Regions from separate parts of the Mus musculus genome. Here region 2 is linked to region 1. The links are chromatin loops, found by intact Hi-C in ENCODE. Cell type or tissue: left cerebral cortex. All regions are shown on one strand.

What was found. Hi-C counts contacts between places; a loop is a spot of excess contacts. Peaks named below come from ENCODE experiments on the same cell type or tissue, not always from the same donor. Only the 100,000 strongest peaks of a DNase experiment are listed, where the experiment ranks them.
Region 2: it touches region 1 in a loop (1.9-fold over the local background); 2 of 42 quality-filtered maps call a loop at or near these places.

The regions. Positions count from the first base shown.
Region 1 is chr1:166,178,677-166,186,676 of GRCm38, reverse strand. No RefSeq gene overlaps it. Among named protein-coding and RNA genes, the nearest start is that of Gpa33, 52 kb to the right of the region's middle. In left cerebral cortex, a CTCF peak has its summit at 4,981; DNase peaks (open chromatin) are centred at 1,787, 2,151, 3,115 and 3,512; H3K27ac peaks cover 3,027 bases.
Region 2 is chr1:166,294,757-166,302,756 of GRCm38, reverse strand. Ildr2 (immunoglobulin-like domain containing receptor 2) reads right to left here. Exons shown (of 10, transcript NM_001164528.1): 6 at 6,829-7,005. Among named protein-coding and RNA genes, the nearest start is that of Ildr2, 45 kb to the right of the region's middle. In left cerebral cortex, no CTCF peak of the experiment used is centred here; DNase peaks (open chromatin) are centred at 3,966, 4,770, 5,682, 6,059 and 3 more places; H3K27ac peaks cover 5,722 bases.

The DNA of each region.
Region 1 (8,000 bases):
ATACTACCAAAATGTCTCTAAATTATGCCATTTTTCATTTCTGCCAATAAAATCTGGATCAAAGCTCTTGCTCTCTCCTAGCAGTAACAATAAGTATGTGGTTGGATTGTGGAGTTTTTCCAGCCTCCTTGGTGAGAAATGGTGCCATTTAAATTCCTCTTTCGGTAAGATAAATGAACGTTAGTGTTATTTCACAGAAGTAAGGCTAATTTTCACTTTTTCTTTGTGAATTGTCGGTTCACATCTCATAGGAGGCCTTTCCTCATGCTTCAAATTATCTTTGTGTAAATTAAGACAGGCCCAAATTATAGCAAGTATAGAATATGTCAAAATGGCCTCAGGTCCTATTGAAATTGGGTTAAGAGGTGGGGGGCATGGAATATCACAGGACTCTAACATATACACAAAAGCAAAAGTAGTTTTCAATGATTATAGTTGAATTGTAAGACAAATACTGGAAGCCAGGCATGAGGGTACTTGCATATAGTCTCAACACTGGTAAACGAAGACAAGAGAATCAAACAAGGCCAGCCTGAGCTACATAGTGAGACCCTATCTCAAGACAGTTACAGCCGAAGTTAGGTATCTTAGGTAGTCAGGTTCATTGCATACAATAATCCATCTAATAACTACTATGTGCATACTATGCCCAAGCCCTTTCGGGAGCACTAGAAATACAACAATAAATGTTCTCTCCTTTCTTGAGGACCAATAGAGAAGAAAATGCCATTCTTCCGATTGGAGCTAAAAGACGAAGCCTAAAAGATTATGCTCATATTTTGCCCCCTACATTTGCATTTTCCTCAGTAGGGCTAGCCACCCATGGCTGGAGCACTTGGCAAAAGACTGTTAATAGCAGCAATAACCGTCCTAGTTTCCACCACAAAGATGACTGGTCCCCCTGGGAGAGGATCTCCAGGCTCATGTTCTCATCACCTATAAAAGGAAAGAAATCCAGAGACCTTAACACTTTTCCAAGTCTGAAGGCCTCTGGTGTTCAGGTCTTCCTGGGCTATTTCTACAGCATCAGCCTTTGAGAAGCGTAACCGGGACCCCAGACCCCCAGCCCAGCCTGGCAAATGCATCCTTAGCGGTGCTTGGTGGCATTGTTTCAGCTTGACTGTTCCTGGGCCAAACCTCAGAACTCTGCAGGGTCATGGAACAGGTTCAAAAGGACCACAGGATGTTTGCAATGTGACAACGAAAGTCACTTCGAGAAAAGTGGGAGAAAGAAGACAAAAGTGCCTTGCTGGGGCAGGAAGGCTGCTCTGAGCTGATAAATTATATAAATTGTTCCTTACCAGGGAAGGGCTAAGGCTTGTAAGAAGAAAAAGCATATGTAAGCAAAGTAACATTTATTGAAGGCTTCCGCCCCCACCCCTGGCCCCAGAACGTATAGTAAAGCATAGTAAAGACCAGAACTTAGTTAAACCTCTCACTAGCCCCTTCATGGCTCCTGAGAAGTCACTTCAGTGTCCCGAGCTTATCTAGAAATTGAGAAGAAAGCGGCGTACTTAGAAGGTTGGGATGGGTCAGGGTTTTCCGCTCTGCTTTCCATATTCCTTTTGTCCCCTGCGCTGCCTCTTTCCTGTGCGCTCCCACCTCCAGCAGCATGAAGCGCGCATGCCCATGCAAGAGATTTGGGTAGGGAGACTGGCAAGCTGGGGTGTTGCTGAGTCTAGTTTCTCCAGAAAATTGCTTATTAGTGTTTCGGGAGGGTGTTTGAAGCTCTTCCTCGATGCCCGGTGAGATGAGACACTCAGAATCCACTCCACAAAATCCTGCTCCAAGGCAGCTGCTGCCTCTGCTCCTTCAGGAGTGACAGGAAGTGGCTGCCCATCAGCCCAAGAGCTCGCCTCCTCTCTGGCAGAGAATGCAAAGCTTCTGGCTTCTCTGGCTTTGATTGCTAAGTGAGGCAGACAGAGTAAGCAGCCTAAAATAAGAGTCCAGGTGTCTCCCTGCAGAAACTCTCTTCTGCCTTCCCTGCTGGGCCAGAGATGCTTAAGTGGACAACAGTGTCACTTGGGGACTCCAGTGCTTTGAGCGATGGGCCCCTCTCTCATCGGAAGGTCATCCGATGCAATGCAGGGCATGCTCTCAGTCTGAAAGTGCTGAAGGCTTGCCTCGCCTGGGCAAACCGACACGCAAAATCAACAGAGATGCGTCGTCACGGCTAGTGGGAAGTTGGGGAGTGAACTTCTCCTGAGGACAGAAAAGCTTACTGCTGTAAATAGACTAACCCTGACTTGTTGAGGGAGTCAGAAGATTGCCACCCTCCGAATAAGCTGTGCTTGGTTAAGTCTTTCAATCCCTCTGGTTGTGTTTTGTGAAGAATAGAATAGAAACATAAAGGCTTTTTAAAAAATGATCTAAAGGGAAAGGGTCCTATATTCTATAGCTTTGTGGACCGACTTGTCCTGGGCTTACCTCAAGCCTTTCTGCAGGTCTTTCCCATCTCTCTGAGCTTCCCTCCTCCACCCGCTGTTAAACGTCCTCAGAAAGGGACCTCAGCACTTGCTCTCTACACACCCTACTCCCAGAGGCTTCGTCCACACCAGGACTACATCCACTTAGGTTTTGGTTTGTTTGCATTCTGTCTTAGACAGGAAGGAGAATGCTTTCTTTTTCTGAAACAAGGCCTCACCCTGTAGTCTGGGCTACTCTGTGCCAGCCAAGGTGGCCTAGAACTTCAGGCACTTTTTCTGCTTCTGACTTTTGGGTTCTAAATTCCAGGATGGCACCAAGCCTGACTTCTCCCCTTTTGATGCCTGTGACCCCAGAGCCCCCAGGTCAGCCACAACTCCCCAGAGTGCCACACAACTAACCTCATTCCCCTAAGGTGTTGCTTCTAGTCTTCATCGCTCATTCAACTCTGTCTTGTCTTACAAAGACTGTGAGGCAGACTTAATAAATGCACAAAAGGCGAAAACTGAGAAAAGATAGCATAAGTGTGAAGATATGACGGGAAGAAGAGATGAAACTATGGATAAAATTTGTTCGGCTACTCCATTTTGAAAAATTCTATGTAGTGCAGCTTTCACTCTGAGTTTCCTAGCAACCATTGCAAAGAAAAAGCAAGCTACAGTGTGAAGTGTCTTTAAATTAAAATGATACATAGCAAGTCCATTGTTTATGAGCGACAGTGACCTTCTTTCTAGTAAGCAGATTTAAGAGAAAATTCCCCAGGCTATTCTTTTCAACAAATAACTTGCAATGTACTAAGGCCGTGTCTTTGACAACATCCTAACTATAAATATGAAGGTAGAGCGGCTTAATGCTATTCCTGACAACTTCCTACAATACCTAGTGGAATGAAGCCAAGTATTTATGCAAAATAATTCCCGAGTCAGGACGGTAAACCAAGTATATAAATCTGAGAGCTTGCCTTGAGAACAGGGTTAAGTAACTATTGCCTGCTTCGTATTGTTCTTCAACCGGGTTTTGGAATTATTGTTTGGCCGTGAGCCCAAAGTTAGTCTCTTGAAGTCTTGGGACTGCAAATGCTCTGTGCCCGGTTTAGGTGCAGATGTTCTCTCTGGGAAATCCAGCCAAGGCAGGAAGGAGGTGAGAGTGAACTGTATCCTTTTATGGAAGGCAAACTACCTCCTATAAATACTGTCCAAGCAGAAACCAGGGAGGCTGCGCTAGCCCAATCCTGCAGGCCTGTGAGACCAGGCTGGACCTGCTCTGGGTTACACTGTGTTGTGTTGAATCATTACCCCAATTTATAAAGCATTGGCCTTGACCCAAGTTACTCCATTTTAAGCCTAAGTACCACAAAAGAAAGCCTGAGCCTTGTTCACACACACACACATGCGCACACACACATGCACACACATACACACACACACATGCACACACACACATACATACATGCACATACACACACATGCACGTGCGCACACACGTGAGCGCGCGCACACACACACAAGAACCACACTAGCCCATACACCGGGAGGCACTAACTGGTAATTATCTATTGCCAGTAAATGACAATACTGTAAATACGCCAGTAACACCAGACAAATGGGCTTATTGATCACAGATGTAATCTCGGAGCTCCCTCACCTAGGAGCATCCCAAGGGTAAATTTGGCAAGCAGACTGACTGGTCACCCAGCCATTTGCCATGAGCCTCTTCCAAGAAAATTGTCACAGGGAACAGACTCCTGCCTTTGTCCCCAGCTCCAGTTCCAGCCTAGTTACATTCTCTTGCCCTTGACAGCCAATGAACATCAAGCTGACCATAAATTGCCCTAATCCGCCTGCCCCCGCACCTGATATCTGCACTAGACTCTAAGGTCTTGTCCCCTGAAGACTCCTCCTTGTGCTTGTGTTAGCCCTTTGCCTCCAACTTCAGGAAGGCTTGTGAGCTCTCCCACTACGTTCATTAACCCTTTCTCAACCATCCTGCAACCTGCAAGTATGTGTGGAAATCATATTAAATCCAGCATATGATTTGAGAGTTAATATCAATGCTTGAAATAAACGAACCTGTGACTGCCAACAGCCAGCTATCAAGCACAATCAAGATTAATTGACCTTTTGTCAATTAATTGGCTGGAGAGATGGCTCAGCACTTGAGGGTACTGGTTGCTCTTCCAGAGGACCCAAGTTCATTGATCACCACCCACGTGGCAACTCACTGCTGCCTGTAACTCTATTTCCAGCGGGAGCCCAACACCCTCACACAGACATACATGCAGGTGACACACCAATGTACATAAAACAAACCCTGATTTTAAAAAGATGACTTTTAAAACAAAATGAATTGACAAGTCGCAGCTAACAAAGCTGATATACCTTGAGAAATGTTTATTATTCGGTTCATTCAGACACTGTGGAAAGACACAATCATCCGGGCTTTTTCTGGGCATGGGGGCATGGCATGCCAGCTTCAAGCACCAAGCGGGTGCTGAGCCAGAAGAAGTAAGGAAGGCGCCTTCATTGGGCTCTCAACCTCTGGACCTAGGATGCCTCCATGCTGTCAAGAGCGGAACTTCAGATTTTTTTTTTTTAACCAGGAAGGGTCTCTCTGGGGATCAATGTCTCCTAGAGGCAGGGTAGTCTCAGGGTCTGGAGCCTAAGCAAAAATTTGCGGATCCATACACCTCATAGCCTTGGCCACATGATTTAAATGCAACTAGGTGGACAGGTCTGGGCTTTATTTCTCTATAGCTTCCACAACACACACTGCCATCTGTCTGCCTGTCTGTCTATCTGTCCATCTCTCTATCTTTCTCTCTCTCTGCCTGAGAATGCCACCTCCATACACAGGAGCATATAGAAAGTATTAGAGAAATGATGACCACAGAAAAGCCCCATTAGAGAGACAATCACAACAAATCTAGTTTTGCAGTCTTAATTGGGTTTTATTTGCAATTCTAGAATCTGGCAGCAAAACAGACTACTGCAGCTCAGCACACTTGCAAATTACATTTCTAGTGAGAAAAAAGGAGGTGACACAGAGACGGAGGCAGGCACAAAGGGAGTCAGGTTAGTCACAGTTGTTGGCTTCACCTGAATATAGTCTAGACAGTTGGCTACCTGTGATTGGCCAACGCCTATGGGTGTAAATGGCTGGGATCCAGCTATTCCTTATAAAGCCAATTCCTCAGTTGTTAGGTTTTCTATTTATTTACTTGTTGAGTTAGATTGTAGCTTCTTACATAAGGACTCAGGCCAAGTTTAGTTTAACTTGGTCTGCAACCAGTAGAATTCCAGTAGAATCCTTCTTACAGAATGGCAGGTGATAGGTAAATGCACTGTTGTTTACAGTTTGGATTTGAGGTGTCTCCCCCAGAGCCTTGTGTATGTGTGTTTAAAGCTTTTTCTCTAGCTGGAGACACTATTCTGGGAGATGCTGGAAACTTCAGGAGGTATAGCTCTACTAGGTCACTGGATGCATGTGTCCACGGGGACCATATCTTGTCCTAGGCCCCATGCTGTCTTGCTGTCTGCTTCCTGTTCTCCATATGTGAGTCCCTTGCCTCCCTACAGTGATGCTCCGTCTCACCACACTTTAACCTAGAAACAGTGAAGCCCAGTGATAACAGACTGAAACCTAGGAAACCATGTGCTAAAATAAATCTTTCCTTTAAATGACCTTTCTTGGGTATTTGGTCAGAGTGAAAGTATGACTCACATCAGATCCAAACTACAAAAATCTTGCGCACGCTCGACTGGCCAGGAAGAACGACGCTGCAACAGGATCCTTTTGCACACGTTTATTGGGAGAGCTTGATTGTAGAGGCGAAAAGACTTCGAGCCCAGAACTAGTGCTGCTTTTATAGGCCTAGGAGGGGCGTGTCTCACACCCGGATTGGTTATGCACTAAGCCTCATTTGCATGTTCCTCATCTGATTGGCTACTCTCTCTCAGTACCTTACAGAACCTCATTATCATACCTCATTTGCATGTCTCACATCTGATTGGTTATACTCCCAGTACCTTACAGAACCTCATTATCATGCCTGGGCCAGGCAGTGTCTTTGCAAAAAACTTTACTGCATATGTACACATTGGTTGTTTGTCCAATCTTATGTGTGGTGGCCAGCAGTAGTCAGTGCCACTCAGCAACGGCACATGTGGCTTCCCACATCTCCCCCTGTTTGTTTTAATAAAATGAGGCTGGACTAGGCCTGTGCAATTATGCCCATCCGCCGTGGCTCCTGTTTTAGGTTGTTCCTCTAATGTCACAGCCTTACCCGTCATAGGGTAACCCTATCGCCACCGGGCCCCATGTCTTAGGTTGGACTGTGCACGAGGAAAGTTGCCCGTCTCTGGATACCGCAGTGCTGTGTGACAATAACTGCTAAATGACCTAGGGCGAACTCTGCAAAAGAGGCCAGCCAAAAAATGAATTAGTGGGGAAATCATGATCACCCTATTGATGAGCAAGGGCTGATCAATGATCGTTGAGTCTCTCTCATCTAATCTCATGCTGACTAATTCTTGAGCATAGATAACCAAATTTCAGGGGAGGAGCCGTTTTCAATAGCTAAAAGTGCCTGAGTTATAATCACCTTGTCACGTTTTTGTTGAGTTCTGAATTTGCATACCAATCAGAGCATGAACACCAGTCCACAGCATATGGCAGCACCAAACAAAATCACTCCCACCCATTCCTTAAAGTAAGAAAAAGCAGAGGTAAGCCAAGAGGTAAAGTCTCCAAGGGTCACTGGTTCCACTCTGGTCCCATTAAGGTTCAGGATCTGCATCTGCAGCCTCGTCTGCAACCTTTCCAGCTCCTGCGACCAGTTCCCCTTCAGGTAATTCGATAGGTCTGTACTTTTAATAAAAGAATTATTAATGTACCTATTGGGAGTAATACACACATGCAAAGTGGATGCCACACAACTCATTTGTATGACATCCATCATCTGTTCCATGTCATGTTGTAAAATATCCACTCTCCGATTCACTAACATTAACCCTGAGGCGATATGAGAATCCACCCTTTGCAGGGTAAGCAATGCCTCAGACGTTTTTTCTGCTATCTGACTTATAGTGTCAGCAGTATTAATTTGATCTGCCCAATTAGAGATAATCTTTTTCTTAAAAAATATACAGGGTGTAAAAGGTTTATCCACATTATGCACAAAGCATAATGTATAATTTAAATGAAAACTAGTACTCTTATACACCCGTGGCTCTTGAGGAGTTTGTCGTGCATAAGGCACATCCAAAAAACATTCCTTTGCAAAAAACAAAGGCTAGGTAGAAGAATTGGAATGTACCGGTAAAGGTACTGGCCATGATCTTACTATGGCCCATAAAGGTATACTTATCCTGGTTTCAATCATCAGGAGCAGGAGAATCATCTTGGGGTTCATCTTGCTCTTTCAGGGTCCTTGTCAGTCGCGTCGGGACCCAAAGTGGATTTTCTTCACCCTGTGGAAAAACACAAATAGCTCCCCGGGACCTGATTAAGATAGGATCCGGGCCATACCATTTATTATCAAGGACATTTTTCCATTTGACCATTTCATTGGGCGATTG
Region 2 (8,000 bases), 120 kb before region 1:
AGGGCTTAATAAAAAAAAAAAAAAAGAAAGAAAGAAAGAAAAGGAAAAAAAAAAGCAGGTTAACAGCATCCTCTGCATCTCCATCAGTCCCAGTGTCAGAGACGAAGGCTGTTTCTGCCTGCGTCACGTAAGTCTAGCCCAACACCAGCCCAAGGGGTGACGAGACAACAGGCATAGCGGACAAATAGGGGGGAAACGAGGATGAGGAGAGGGCACCAGGGGCAACTGGACAACACTTACTGGACGATGACAACGTGCCAGGCCCTCTGCTGAATGCTTACCAGGATGGTTGTTCCTCACCACCACACAAGTAGGGACTGTTGTCCCTGCACGTAACGTTACGTTTTAAAGTTTTAAAGGCGGTTTAAGTAGCCGAATTTTGTGGTTGAAAACTCACTCTGGCAAAGGAGGATTTTAGGGCATGGCGAGGAACACTGGGCAGCACCGGGCATGGAATCGTGGGGGTCTCACTGACTGAAGCTTAACTGGATTAGGGCGACATACCTCTCTAAATTGTAGAGGGAGATGCAGGGTTTGTTTGTCTTTGGTTGGTTAGTTGGTTAGTTGGTTGGTTGGTGGGTGGGTTGGTTGGTTGGTTGAAAAGAGGCAAATGAAGAAGGCAAGATAATAAAGCGTGAAGTAGGTAGCACACATGGTCTTCAGACCACTCCAGGGAGGGTAAGGTTTGAGGCACAGGCCTATCTTCTATCTGGCAGTGGTGCACATAATGAGAATAAAGAAAACACAGAATGTGTATGCATCCAAAGAGATGTTTTATGTCTCTGGATGCCCAAAGCTCTTCACATGAAAGATTGAGATAAAATTCTACAGGGCTCTAATCACAACCCAGGCACTGAAGGAGAAAGCCGCCCACACATCCTCTTGCAGGTGCACAGACTTCCCATGTGAGAGAACACTGGGCAGGCCGTGTCCATCTCGACATGTGAAATGACTTAGAGAGAGAAAATTAATGAGTTCTCAGCACATACTTCTCTGTGGCACCTTCTTCCAGAGGTTAGGTCCACCCGTAAACCCTACGCAGAAGGAATTATTAGCAGAGATGAATTTATTTATCAAGCTACACATTCTTCTATCTCTGCAGAGGCGTTTACAGAGTGGTACAGACAGTTCAATTAAAATGCAATTATCCCACAGAACCGCTATGTCTGTGGCAAGGCAGCTCTGTCTGAAGGCTGAGGTGCAGGGCTGAGAAACGGGGGTCTGGGCGTGCTGAGGCTGGTTTAGTCAGGGACCTCCAGAGAATGAAGACCCACCCAGACTCAGTTTCCATGTAATTACTTCAAGAAGAGAGGCAACTGAAAGCAAGTAGGTGGGACACTGAAGTGCTCGAGAATGAATCGGAGCATCTTAAATGCCACTTCATCCAAAGACAGTCCTTTGGTTCTTATAATTTTGTCTTTTTCTGTTCCAGTCTTTTTCCCAACTTAAAAAAAAAATCACTTGATTTGAATTTGTATTATAGGCCTTAATATATTCTAGTTTGTTCCAAGTTCTTTATATAGATGCCTATAATCTTCTTAAAATTTTTGGAGACATTATAATTTAAGATTTGCATGTGCCTAAGACTGTGCTTTATATATAACAAGTCCTGAGGATTTGTTGAGTGTCTCCCAGCCTCTGGAGGGGGGTTCATGACTTCTACGGAAAGTGTATTGTTGGTGTTAATCCATAGGCCGTAATCTCCCAGAAGACAATTACTAGATTTCTCTGTTTGCCTATGTAACTCTGGTATCTAGCACAGAGCCTGGCACACTTTAGACGCTCAAAGCATGCACATTCAAATGAATGGATGAAGGCATGATTAAATGGGTGAATGAATGAATGAATGAATGAATGAAAACTGTGACTAGCAGTGTTTTGTGGGTTACAAAGTATGGCACAGGAAGCCATACTTTGGTTTACTGGAGAATTTTAACCAGGAAGGGAAGGGTTCAAATGGGAGTCTGGGGAAGCAAGAAGGTTTTGTGTCTGTCATTATTGGTGATCGTTTTCTAAGGAAAGGCCATTAGCATGACTGTCGGCTTTAGGGAGGGGTTTCCTCTACCTGCAGTCCCCGCTCTGCCTAATATGGGAAGCACTTTTACAGCAAACCTTTAGTGACACCAAAATAAAGGTCATGGGTTAGAGAGGGTTGGTACTACATATAACTAGGTACTAGCTGTCTCCCAGAAGAGGGGGGAGCAGCTATGCTGAGCCACAGTTGGGGAAGCTGGGACTAGAGTTTAGATCATTTTCAGTGTCATAAGAAAAAAATTACACTCCTCATTATGATACAGATTAGATTGTATGCATGAGTTATCAATTTCCGAGAATATACAGTAACTACAGCCCCACGGGAAGAGAACAGTTTTAGCTTTCAAGACTGTCATTTAAAAGAGACTCCACTGTGCCATAATATTTCAACTTTGACTTCTCCACCACCGCAGCCTGGAGACTTCAGAGATTTAAATTCTTCTAATTTTTCAAAAGACAGAGGCAGATGATCGCTCTTCAGACTTAGAGCAGCATCCGTTGGGTTTTAGTTGCTAAAAATCAAGACAATTCTCCCTTTAAAGGGTGTGGATATTTTTATATAAAATTATAAGCTGCAAGTTTGATTGTAGAGCACACTAAATTCTTCCTGCATTTCCATAGAATCTGGCTCCGTGTCTCGTATGTGCTCAAGAGCACATGAGTCACCAGAAAAATCTTTCCCATCCTCTCTGACAATGTGGTTCTCCTTTCTGACGGTGCTACAGTTTCTCTCTATACTCCTACGTATTTCTTACCCATTTTACTTCCTTTAACAAACCGCTAGCAACGCTCTTGACAGACTACAATTTTCTAATTTTTTTTGCGAGCTGGGGAAATTCATACTTTTTTTTTTTTTTTAATGGCTGGCTTTGAACTTGCTATGCGCTCCAGGTTGGTTTCAAACTCATGGCTCCTCTTGCCTCTGCTTCCTGAGTGCTGGGGTTATCCCTTGATTTGTAAAAAGGTAGAGTCATGTGTTGTGGCACATGCCTTTGATCCATGGAATACGGAGACCAGAGAATTGCCCTAAGTTGGTGCTAGCTTGGATTATACAACACTTTTGAAGCCATCCAAGGTCATATAGTGTGTGTGTGTGTGTGTGTGTGTGTGTGTGTGCATGCGTGGAATTGTATCAGGTTGGTTTTTATCTATAATTTAAAGGCAGGAGAACATTTTGAGGTGCAGTCGTGTTTTAATAAGCAATGTCCTAGACTGTTGGCCGAATCCCAGCACAGTTAGTCCAGCGGGACCTTTTCCTGCTAGGGTTTCAGCTCAGGGTCACAGATGATTTATTTCTGTTTTTCAGTTCAGCCTGGGGTCCCAGCCCTTTGGTTGTGTGGTTCTTCATGCCGCAGCCTCTCTCTTATTCCTTTCCCAACTTTACTAGAGAGAGGACATTAGAAAATCATCTATGATGCCAAACTATAATCTCAAAAAAAAATACCTTGTCATTTAAGCTGCTATTTTGACCTAATTAAGGCTAGATTTTTTCCAACCAATTTCCTCATTTATAAGGCGAATCTGATTTAGAAACCCTGTGCAAGCGGTCTCCAAGGTGTGCTTCCATGGATCTAGGCTTGTCCTTCCTGTCCTATCTTAATGAGCTCAGTAAGGCTGTTTATGGATGATGGAACAGCTGCCAGATTCCACCCCCAGGGTGACAGCAGCTCAAATGTGGGAGAAGTGAGTCTTAAAATTTGCATATTCTGTATACATACAGTAGGCATATATATATATAGAGACACACACACCCATCTCTATTAATTTTAAAATGAGATTTCAAAATCCTCCTTGTCTACTCCATTCTTTTGTCAGCAGGATGAATGGAATCCAGGTATATTCAGATAAAAATGGGTGAGAGCAGGCAGGAGTCAGGGGAGGAGCTGATGCCAGGAAGCAAGGCGGGAGGAAGTGGCATCGAGGACCAAGATAATTACGGAAGAGGTGGAGGGAAATAAAACAGCTCAAGGTTAAAGTATAATCGGAAGCCCTTGGTGACAGACTGGACAAGAGGAGTGAAGAGTAAGGAGTTCCTGGTTATGACTTGAGATGTTAGGCAGACAGTGAGGGATGCTACCCGCTAAGATGAGTTATATAGACTTTGGTTTGTAGTAGAAAAGCAAAAGAGGGTTGGGGGGAGGAACAGTTGACTAATTCTTAGAGGCTAAGGCTTAAGAGTCTGTAAGACATCTGGCTGGAGACATTAAAAAACAGTTGGATGTAAGGGTCTTAGCAGCAGAAGTTTGGAAGGTCGTGACTGGGAATCATCAGCATATGGGTGCCGGCTGAAGCTATGGGAGTAGATAGGATTTTCCAGGCAGCGGACCACAGACCACGCAGGAACAGCAACGCCAGGAAGATGCACAGAGATAGGAAGCAGCAGTGTCAGAACAGGTAGAGACAGAACAGAATGTGGAGCCAGAAAGGCACAGAAGATGATTGCACGGGGCGGCCAGGGCTTTAGAGGAGAGGAGAGAGGTTTACAGAAGGGGGCGGAGAAGCAGCCATCAGACTTAGCAATCAGGCGGCTTGGCAGGAGCAAGTTAGCTGAGTTGGTGAGAGGGGAGGAAACAAGACATGGAATAGGAAAAGCTCTTTCAAGGGGTTTGGCTGCGAGGAGTGGAGGGTGAATGGCGAAGCAACACTGGGGTGTTTTACAAACGGCTGTACTCCTACAGAAGAGACATGAGCATGTTCTGAATGGTGACAGCAAGACAGAAGGTTACAGCTGGGTGGTGTAAAACAGATGAAGTGTGGATATCCAGCCCACAACCCGAAGGCGATGGATCCAGACCAGCCCGGAAGAAGCCCACATTTGTCATACGACAGAGAAGGACCTGAGTAGCAGCTGTAAACAGTGGGGAAAGGAGTGCCTCTTACCCTCTCCCACTTGGTAACCACGGGGCTCTTTTCTACATAGCTCATCGCAGATGCCTTTCCTAACTATCGCTGTCATCAAGGGAGCCAGCCAACGGGACGAAGCATGTGCTAAAGAGGACAGCACGAAAGAAAGAAATCTGTCCTGCATGGATGCCACCAGACTGTGTGAGCAGCCAAGTCAGCAACTCCTGAGTCTTGGGAATTCTTGTCATAACACATTCTTTTTTTCTACTTCTAATTGCAATGGGTTAGTACGGTCCTATGGGGTCAAAGTGATGAAAAACCGCAACAAGCAAAAAAGGAGGAAAGATTAAGTCTAGTCTGGTCTACATAGCAAGTTTCAGGATAGCTAGAGCTACAAGTAAGCCTCTATTTTAAAAAAGAAAACATTAAAAAAAAGAAAGAAAAAAGTGGAGAGGCTTATTAATAAGCCTTAGTTTATTGTGATAATTCATTAAACGAAGAGTAAGGTGAAGGAGTCCTACTGATACAGAGAAAGAATGGTGGGGTGTAAAGGGAACGCAGCAACCAAAAGCCCGTGTGACGTCCAGGCTGTTTCCTTTGCCCGCTCCTCCCTCCAGGGAAATGGACTGTGCTGCCGGTCTCTTGCTTTCCCTGCACGCCCTTGATCATTAGCTTTTCCTTCTCAGTTTGTGACTCATCCTCAGACTCAGACGTCAGAAATCTACTAATAGTTCCAGGGATGAGAAAAAAAAATCACAAATACCAATTACTCACAGAGGATACCCACTCCTGCCACAGCCAGACCCTGGAGGTTCATTGTGTGGGCTGGGTACCCTTTCTCACCTCCCACATATACAAACTGCAGGCACTGAAGCCAACTACACACAGTCTTAACCTTCACAGCCACGTAACCCTGTTCGAATGCCTCCGGTAAGCAGTACCACAACACATCTCTACCTCTCCATCCTGCTTGCCCCTTGGCCTCTACTTATCCCTCTAATCAGCCCTCTTTACCGATGGTCTAATTCCTGCCTCTGATCGGCAGTGTTAGATCTCTTGAGGTCATCCTGAAGTTTTCCTTCTTTGCTTTATTTCTTAACGTCTCTTCTCTTTCAAAATATTTCTCAGATTTACTTGGCATTTTGATTCCCACCGTAGTAAAACAGATGTTCAACTTCCTGAGCAATGTATCCAGAGCTTCCTCCTCCGTCTCTGAGCCTCCCTCCCACCTTACCACCTGACAGCTCTCTGCTCAACCATCTACCTGGAGCAGCTCTCACTTGCCCTTTTAGACAGGCGTCAAGGCCGGCCGTAGTGTCCGGCAAGCCCTTCTGTCTTCTTCCAGGCAGCCTGCCAAGGTGCTCGCTGACAGGTTCATATTCTGTGCCTGGGATTCCACTGAACTACCTACTGACCTTCCTTCGCTGGGGCAGTCAGCCGCCACACAGTTTTCCTAAATACTTCTCATCCATCCTGGTCCAGTTCAGATCTCATCTCCTCCATGAAAATGCTGTAGTAGTCCCACCTCTTTTATCTTTGGACTCTAAGCACCATATTCTTCAGCGTCGGATTGTCTTAACGAAGGTCCATTCCCTCCTTTGAGAAACCACATCCTACACAGACTACTGTCCCTCACACTCGATGATACAGGTGGGCATGAGATCACTATTAACCACATGATCGTTGTTTACTTAGCAAACTCCTTCTTTTTATAGTTTTAGTTAATGAAAACATGAACAGGAAAGCAAGACTCAGAGTGTCCTTTAGCCCCCTGGAAAGCCTGAAGTGCACCCCAAAAGATATCTACCTCAGCTGGAAGGGCCCCTTTTCTGGAACAGAGATCACTGTTTTTCCAAAGATACATCACTGAAGAACTAACTGTCCTTATCAGCAAGGAATGAGGGAGGGCCCAAGTCAACATTGGGTGGGGCAGTCTGGGACTACAATTACCACTGTGGCTTCCTCCAGTGGAATCACTTGGTGCCAGGGGAGGTGGATGCGGCTTGTCCATCAGCATGCCAGAAGAGGGGGCTCCTCCCAAAGGGACAGAGGGGATGGAGTAGGGGCCGGGGACACCGGAGACAGAGGGAGGGTACCCGGCCTTGGCTGCTTTCCCTGCTTCATACACTGTGGAGGGAGATGAAGAGCAAGAGAGATTATGTAGACCCACCCTCCACAACCCTCACACCCAGAATCCCTGGGGTTCCATTCTTTCAAGGAGCTCCTAAACAAACATCTGCTCGTTCTTCCAGGACTGAACTGGTTCACTGGAATCACCAGACCCTCTCCCGCTTGGGTTCCTCCAGCTCCATGAGACAGGTAGCCACGGGAGGAACTACAGTGTTTAGAGTCTGGTAACTGACCAACACTGAAATGGATCTAGGAGCCATTGTGGCAGCATCTCCACTTGGAACTGCCCTGTCTAGGAGTTACCATGGTTCCTCCAGTGGGGGGTAGCAAAAGGGTCATTGAGGGATGTTTCCAGGAGGCAAAGCCAGCACTGGGTGTGCACATAGCCCCCTGTCTGTGTTTTCAAAAACAGAGACAGTAACCCAGGTCCTTCCACCACTGTTTCATACCTAAAGTTTCTAAAGATGGAGTGTGCCTCTCTCTTTCAAGATGCATTTGGTCTGTGGTTGGGATGTCAAACACAATGCCTTCATGGGCTTGGCCAGTGAGCTAACCCTGTGCATCCCCAAATGTGGACTGATCCCTATTGTGGTCATATTCAGCTTATGTGTAAATACAACTCATGGGTATCTGCTGGATGGTGCCCCAAAGTCACAGTTTTTATACCCCACTTATAAAAGGAGGGTATTCTCGGCACCGAAGGGCAATGACCTTGGTAGGTCTCTGTTTGAATGCTCCGAGGAGAGGTGCAGCGTTACCCCAAACATCACCATTCTGATTCCGCCCTTCCTTTTCATCTGCAATGTCCATGAGCGTTAGGAATGCATGACACGCGTGGATAAACCGCATGCAGAGGGAGAGATGTGCATGGAGGTGAGGTGGAGAACAAGAACAGCCTTCCCTGCAGCCAGAGGTAAGAAGTGGAGGAGGAGCCCTAGGGCACATGGCTGTCAGATGGAGAGGTGATATTTCTTTGGATGGCTCCACATCGC